2 separate regions of the Mus musculus genome follow, and region 1 is linked to region 2. Evidence: chromatin loops called from intact Hi-C (ENCODE). Cell type or tissue: heart. All regions are shown on one strand. Region 1 overlaps Asb14 (ankyrin repeat and SOCS box-containing 14). Region 2 overlaps Dnah12 (dynein, axonemal, heavy chain 12).

The links. Hi-C counts contacts between places; a loop is a spot of excess contacts. Peaks named below come from ENCODE experiments on the same cell type or tissue, not always from the same donor. Only the 100,000 strongest peaks of a DNase experiment are listed, where the experiment ranks them.
Region 1: it touches region 2 in a loop (2.2-fold over the local background); 1 of 42 quality-filtered maps calls a loop at or near these places.

The regions. Positions count from the first base shown.
Region 1 is chr14:26,909,515-26,913,514 of GRCm38, reverse strand. Asb14 (ankyrin repeat and SOCS box-containing 14) reads right to left here. Exons shown (of 10, transcript NM_001170748.2): 7 at 2,047-2,218; 8 at 1,161-1,704. Among named protein-coding and RNA genes, the nearest start is that of Asb14, 17 kb to the right of the region's middle. In heart, no CTCF peak of the experiment used is centred here; a DNase peak (open chromatin) is centred at 2,104.
Region 2 is chr14:26,857,416-26,861,415 of GRCm38, reverse strand. It overlaps Dnah12 (dynein, axonemal, heavy chain 12), which reads right to left. Exons shown (of 75, transcript NM_001370884.1): 60 at 2,069-2,241. Among named protein-coding and RNA genes, the nearest start is that of Asb14, 35 kb to the left of the region's middle. In heart, no CTCF peak of the experiment used is centred here; DNase peaks (open chromatin) are centred at 2,185 and 2,845.

The DNA of each region.
Region 1 (4,000 bases), 52 kb before region 2:
CGCCACTTTATTAAAGCTTTTATTATTTTTTGCATTTTTTATTGTTTATAACCTAGATCTGATCCTGATGCTTGAACAATGACAATTTCTGCCTTTAAATAATTTATGTGCCTTTAGAAAAAAATGCCCAAATGAGAATTGAAGTCATACTTTATGGACTGTTTAGAAAATAATACCGGATAGTGTATGTTTAAATGCCAAGTCAGTGCACAAAGTAACTCCTAGCCCGATTACCTAAAATAAAACCTGCCACTTAATCAAACTGTTTCAAAGTCTCCCATTCATCATCCTGCTTTCAAATGTTGATCATATAAATCCAGGTATATATAAAACATCTATTATGTGCCAAGCACAGACCTAAAAGCCCATGAACAAATGACCAGGAGCTGATTGATGCTCATATATCTTTGAAGGAGGCAAAAGAGTTAAAATGATAATTCTAGATGAAGGCTATAAAAGAGCCAATCTCCACAATAAGAGAGTGATTAAGAGAGGGATGTCCTTAAGATGGCCAGGGAAGGGCCTCTGGGAGAGGACACTTGGAGACCTGGAAAATAGGAGAAGCCATTAAAAAGCCCTGGAAAACGTTGAAGGTGAGGGAGATGCAGAGGAGGTAAGGCAAAGTGAAGAGGTGCGCTGTGTGTGTGTGTGTGTGTGTGTGTGGCGGTCTCTGCTCATTATGTGTGTGTGTGTGTGTGGTGTGTGTGTGTGTGTGTGTGTGTGTGGTGTGTGTGTGTGTCTGTGTGTGTGTGTGTGGCGGTCTCTGCTCATCATGTGTGTGTGTGTGTGTGTGTGTGTGTGTGATGTGTGTGTGTCTGTGTGTGTGTGTGTGTGTGTGTGATGTGTGTGTGTCTGTGTGTGTGTGTGTGTGTGTGTGTGTGTGTGTGTGTGTGTGTGGCGGTCTCTGCTCATCAGAAGGATGGATGGCCAGAGGAATGGGCTGATCAGATCTGAGAGCTAGAAAACATAATAAAAGAAACCCAGTGATCACTGGTATGGAGAACTTAGACACATTTTAGATAAATGAATCATACAAAGAAAAAGTAGCCAGAGTGCAAGACTATCAGAGCTTTTCCAAGGGCACATCATGCCGATTGTTACAGTTCTAACGCTACAAGACAATAAATGCTTAGGGAATAATGCCAGTACTGTAGGCTTACCATAGTATCTTTAATAACTGTAGATGTCCAGCCTTCAAAAGTACAAAACCGATGAACCCTTTCTCCATGAGGACAATCAAAACATCGCTCAGTGTCATAGCCATAATTCAACAGCATCCTGAGCATGACTTCATCTTTCAATGTGTATTGTAGCGCTGATGGGAAATGCAAAGGGTTAACGCGGCAGAAGTAGTTGACGTTGGCCCCGTGCCTCAGTAATAGACTTATGAGCTCATAGTTGCCCATCCTAAGAGCTATCTGTAGGCAGTTGACTGGGTCTTGATTGGGTAGAGCTCCAGCACTCAGAAGCAGCTTAACTGAAGGGAGGTCACCGTTTGAAACAGCAAAATACAAGGCTGACTTCCGTTGATCATCATAATGTTTACGGATTCTCTGATCCAGCATGAAATTCACATCAAATCCAGCCTGAATGAGAAGTTCCAGGCAGTGGGGGTGCGCCCCAGCTGCTGCGCAGTGAACCGGACTGATCCCGCTCTTCTTGATGGCTGCGATGTCTGTGACTGGGACCAATACCTTTAGAGCTCTGAGGAAGAATTTCAAAGTGCACTTTAGGTTGTTACGGTGCAGAGTTAACCTGCTTATGATACTGTTATCCCTACACTGAGTGCTATGTTAATCAGCCAGTATTTAAGACCTAACGGAAGTGAGAGTTCCTTCGTTAAGAAACTCAGATGTCAAGTAAAATTTAGAAGAACCACTCTTTTAGGTTAAAAACTCTGAATTAGCGGCAGTCATCTGAGACCCAAGGCTTTCTATATTTCGAAAGCAGTTCTTTAAAAACAAAACGAAACAACAACAACAACAACAACAAAAAAACCTGGTTACTACAATTTCCTGTTATTTACAATTACAGAATTTAACTTACAGGAAATGGCCTTTGTCAGCTGCCACGTGGATGGGCAGGTGGCCTGAACTCTTAGGAATGTTGGCATCAGCTCCATACTCTAACAACAGACTCACAGCTTCCGGATTCCCTCCTCTAACAGCTTCAAGTAACACAGAGGACGAGTCAGAGGCCTGACTGTGAACGTCAGCTCCTGGAAAGAAGCAGTCTCATTAGGCAAAGATTCTTTTCACTATATCACTTAAGCAATCTTAATGTCTGCTGAAAAGCAGTTAGGGGCTGGAGAGAGGGCTTAGCAGTTAAGAGCAATTGTTGCTCTTCCAAAGGACCAGGGTTTGATTCCCAGCAACCACATTGTAGTTCACAACCATCAGTAACTCAACCTGTCCTCAATTTTACCTAGGAAGAATTAGGGTCTTTTACTATAAACAGACTCTTGTGGGGCAATGGGCTACGCACAGACAGCCTGGTTTCCAGTCGAGGCTAGATCTTGAACCCCAGGCCCCGGTAGTGATAAATCACTTACATGGGACGGAAGGAGTTCTCTCATGTCTTCTGGACCCTGGCTCCTGTCGAGCTACCGCCCCCACAGCCCCCCACAGGAGAGGCGTGGCTATCAGCCCCTTAACGAACAGGACCAAGCCCTCTCACATGCAAATAAGGTTTCCCCCAAACTCTCAGCCCAAGCCAATGAGAGGGGCTTGCTGTCAAACTCTAAATCACTGCCAGGACTGTATATAGGAGAGCCATGCAGAGAGTAAAAGGAATGCGAGAACTATTCCTTTGTCTGGCGCTTTTGTTCCAAGAGGTGTAACACTTGGGAAGAGATCTTCTCTCCCGAAGAGCTGCGCCCAAGTTCCGCCTCATTCCTCACTGGATTGTTGGCTTTTCACTGATCCAGGCTCTGAGTTACCTGGAAGGCGTAGCAGAGGCTTCGTCTATCTCCCTGCCTGCACTCATTTCCCTCACTGGGGCTTTCCCACCCGGCCTGGATAGAGGTCTCCGTGGAAAACTTCTGGTACCTAGGCCCACAGTCTCTAATAACTTAAAAATTACAAATGTCCCCTTTCATCAAAGTACTGTTAAAAGACATGGTAAATATATAGTTGCTTCTTAATGCCACTCTCCATGCAAGTGAGTTATGGATTAGGGTGGCTTATATAAGACAGCCTAGAAAGAAAGCTGCCTTTTACCAAGTATTCTTACTGGAGTCCCAAGTGCCAAATGACATACTAAACTACACTGAAAGCCAACCGAACCGTTATTTAGAAACTACTTTTATCCCGTGGTTTTCTTCCCCAACTAGTTGATGTAGATAACACGAGAAAAGGGAGCCATATTTTATATCACCTTTGATTCTTAGTACTTTACTATCACAGGTGCTAATTGTTTTGTTTTTATATTTATTTATGCATATGAGTGTTCTGCATGTCATGTGCATCTCATGCATGTATGGTGCTCACAGAGGTCTGAAGAGGGCATCGAATCCCCTGAAACTGTAGTTACTGATGGTTGTGACTGGGACCAAATCCTGGTCCTCTGCAAGAACAATAATTGCTTGTAACTGCTGAACCATCTGTCCAGCCCCTAACTTTGATAGCTACAAGGATAAGTGTACCCATGTTTGTAGGGTAAGTGCCCTCCAGATCTAGGGCAGCAACTGGGAGGGGAGCGGGAAGGTGAAGAAAAGAAAGAAGTCTACATCAATGTCTCAGGGAAGCCGAGCACATCTGAGCATCTTTATATCTCAATGGAAGGATGTGCCTTTACTTTAGAACAGACTCCTTATCACAAGGGCTGCACAAGACCCGCGTTCCTAGAATGCACTAAGCAATCTAATAAATGGTTTTTGAGTGTTAACAATGTCCCAGTCCCTTTATCTGTGTAAAAATTTCTAAACTTGGGACTAGAGAGAGAGCAGTGGTTAAAGCGCTTGCTGCTCTTCCAGAAGACTGGAATTCAGTTTCCAGTACCA
Region 2 (4,000 bases):
CAAGGAGTGTTCATTCAAAGAAAGTCACCCTGACCCACCCTGACCATTGCCGGAACCTGCAATGCAAATGTGCTATTGTTAGAGGCTCTTAGAAACTGTCTTGAGAGTTAACAATTACCAGGTATTCCTTGTGACACCTGTGACTCTGTACTTCCTTGTGACTCTTAACTGGTATTTTTGGTATTTTCCAACAACGCCCTTCCCACCTCCTTGAGTTGTGGTTCCTTCCTTTAAATACCCCCTTATCCAGCTACTCAGGGCGCCACAGTCCTCTACCCCTGGGTGGTGTATGACCATGGGCCCAAGAGCGCTCTTGAATAAAAATCCTCTTGCAATTTGCAGCAAGACCATTTCTTTTGGGTGATTTTGGGATGTCGCCTCTCCTGAGTCAGAACGTGGGGGAGTCCTCACGTTGTGGGTCTTTCACCTCCAAATCATCACTGAAACTTGTAAATGACATCTTAAAAATTTTCAGCCTGTCTGTCTTCCTCCATTACAAACACAGTGTAAAATCACATTCTAAGTCAGAGCCCTTAGGGATTTTAATTATTCTACCAGGAGCTGACATAGAAAGAAGTTTCTTATGGTACGTATGTGGGTCTGAGTCACATTTAAATACAAGGCATTTTTCTTAACACTTTGAAAATATCTCACTTAATTCTCAGAACTACCAGAGGAGACAAGTATAATTACTATTTCTGTTTTTATAAAGAAGGCAACTGGAGCAATTGCACAAATTGCACAAAGGGTAACTGTGCCCTTCCCCCCAGCCTTGAGCAGCCTGGCTCATACCTAGTTTGCCACAGGGGCTAGCCCACCTAGGGTGGAGTCTTCCAACCTAAGTAAAGTCTATTGTCCTGCTACATCTGCAGCTTTCCTCCGAGACCCCACTACCTGCTGAGAGGCTGAACCTGTTTCTAGATACTGACAAAGCACCGAGATCCTGGCATGGTGGGGGATTCCCCCCCAAACTCGGACTCATAGGTAAACATTGCCTTGATCAGAGAATTTTGTCTTGGCTTGTTATTTCTCTCGCTGCCTTTCCATACGAATCCCATCTTTCCTTTCAGGAACCCAGTAACCTGTGGCCGCTGGCGGCTACAGGTAAGTGACTCTTCTAAAGTCCTGCGGCTAGTATCAGGTCAAAAGGAGATTGAACAACTTCAAAATGTGGATACACTCATTGTGACAGTTAATTTTGCTTGTGAACTTGATTGATTTAGAATCATGGTTTAAGATAACCTCTAGGGATGTCTGTGAGGGTTTTTATAGATTAGGTTAATTGAAATGGTCGCATCATCCCGTGGGCTGGAGGAGGAAGGGAACTGAGCACCAGGGCCCATCTCTGGCTCCCTCCTTTATAGACACAATGCGACTACCCACCTCCCACTCCTCATCACGCCTTCCCCTGCTGGATGGACCTTCAAAGTGAGACAACATAAACCTTCCTTTCTTAAGTTGATTTTTTTTTCAGGTGTTTTGTTTTGTCCTAGCAATAAGGAAAGCAACTAATACATTTATTAATCTGTTAAAGTGAAAATTTCTAGCCAATAAATATAAATGTGGTACAGCCTTTTAGACACCTCAGAGCTGGAAAAAGAGACATTAGAATTGTCAGCAAAAAGAAGTCTTGAGCATCATTGGAATATATAAAAGACAGAAAGAAGAGCCAGGTATGGTGGCACACTTGTGATCTCGGCACTCAGGGAACAGAGACAGAAAGATTGCCCCCAAGTCTCCGACTAGCCTGGACTAAAGGCCTGGACTAATGGCCTGGACTAATGGCCTGGACTAATAGCCTGGACTAATGGCTAGTACTAGGCCAAAGTGGGCTGCATAGGGAGGCCACCCCTCTATGCATAAATCTTAGGCGTGTCAAACAATCTTTTAAAAGGAAGACTTTAGATGTCTTTCGCTCTGTTTTTCCTTCTTCCACTCAGTAATCTACAATGGAAACTCTACAGGAATAAGTACAAACAATAATTGATGTTTTTTTTTTTTTTTTTAATGGAAATGGTGGTGAAGAATCCAACCTAGGGAGAATGGAGGAAGCCAGACATCTGCTTACCTGTCATGAATGGAGTTGATGTAAAGGTTCACAAACCAGGTGAGAGAGTACTGGTACATGGGATCAATGTTGGCCAGGTCTGCAATGCTAAAGAATAGCACTGAGGAATGTTTGGCGATGGGCCTGTATCCTTCTCGCGACTCTGCTATTTTGAGCTCTGTTTTTTCTGCAACCTGGCAGAGGAGAAGAGCCAAGATGAGTGAAAAGGGATTTTCTCCATCATGTGCTTTTCCTATAATGAATTTTTACATATATTTGAAAAGCCTTTAACTCAATGACAAATTTTAAGAACTTAATTCAAGTACATTCTACAGGAGAGGGGTTCCTAGCTAAAAGCTAGAAAAAAAGGAAAAAGGAAGAATTACAGAGGAAGGACGAGGAAGCTGAGAGACAGTGAAGAGGAAAGGAAAAGGGACAGACCTTATACCCCTCTCTTGTAATCTTCATTAAATAATAAAATAAAAAAATCTAATATATTTTTTTAAATTTTAGCTAGTTTGAATGGAGGTCTGTTCTTTGTGAACTTTCCCTAAAATAGATAAAATATAATCACAAATGACCTGAAAGCTCTGAACCTCAGTCTTGACTATAAGAAGGAAACAAAGTTAGCAGCAATTGAGAATTAATAGTCTTTCATGTAAACCTACTACTCCTATTTAAACCTGACTCACATTTCCTTCCTTCCTGCACCCGCCTCTTCCTTCTCAGCAGGGCCACACTGGGGCAGGTGTTGTATAAGAAGCCAAGCTGAACAAGCTATGAAGGGTAAGGCACTGTGCTCTTGGTTTCAGTTCTGTCCCCAGTTCTTGCCTTGAGTTCCTGCCTTGGTTGACCTTGATAATGAACTGCAACCTTTGAGCCAAATAAATCCTCCCCCTCCCCCATGTTGGTTTGAGGCAGTTTCACCACAGTAACAGAAAGTAAACAAGGCTGTTTCTCCTCTCCGATGAATGGGAAGTTCACCAGTTTCCTTTGCTCTGATGAACAGGAATTGGGAAGACAATATCTCAGCCACGCTCTCAGATATGGGTTGCTATAGAATATTTCTCTAAGACATTGTCTTCTTTGCTTCTTCAAAAATGTAAAAATAAGGGAGCAAACACCTGGCAGAAAGAATCTTTATCAACACATTATTATAAAACGAAACCTCTTAAACCCTTGTCCAGAGTGGAGCTGGATTGGAAGGGGGCACAGTGAAAAGATGCTGAGTGACTGATATAACCTCTGCTTTGGTTTCTGTTAGATATAAGGGTAAAGTGATAGGAGCTGGAGGGATGGCTCAGAGGTTAAGAGCACTAGCTGCTCCTGCAGAGAACCTAATTCAGTTTCCAGCACCCAGCTAGCAGTCCAAACCACCTAACTCCACTTCCAGAGGATCTCCTACTCTCTTCTTGCCTCAGAAGGCACGAGGCATGCTTGTAGTGGACAGATATATTAAAAAAAATCTAATGTTTTTTTAAAAAAGCTAGTATTTAGCTGAATTTAGCTAATATATGTAGACAAACACTCATACACATACAAAAATTAAAACAAAACTTAAAATCATTTAAAATATTTTTTAAAAAGAGTAAATGTTTTTTAAACGTATAAATCTTTTTATTTATTTATTTTTTAAATTTTTTTAAAAGATTTATTTATTTATTATATGTAAGTACACTGTAGCTGTCTTCAGACACACCAGAAAGAGGGTGTCAGACCTCATTACAGATGGTTGTGAACCACCATGTGGTTGCTGAGATTTGAACTCAGGACCTTTGGAAGAACAGTTGGGTGCTCTTACCTGCTGAGCCATCTCACCAGCCCATAACAAATGTTTTAAAGGGCCAGGTCTGAAACTGAGGTGGCCAGATGGTTCAGTTCACATCCTACAACCTGAATTCCCTCTCCAGAACACATGCAGAAAGCTAGGCGTGGCGGCTCCCCTCTGTAACC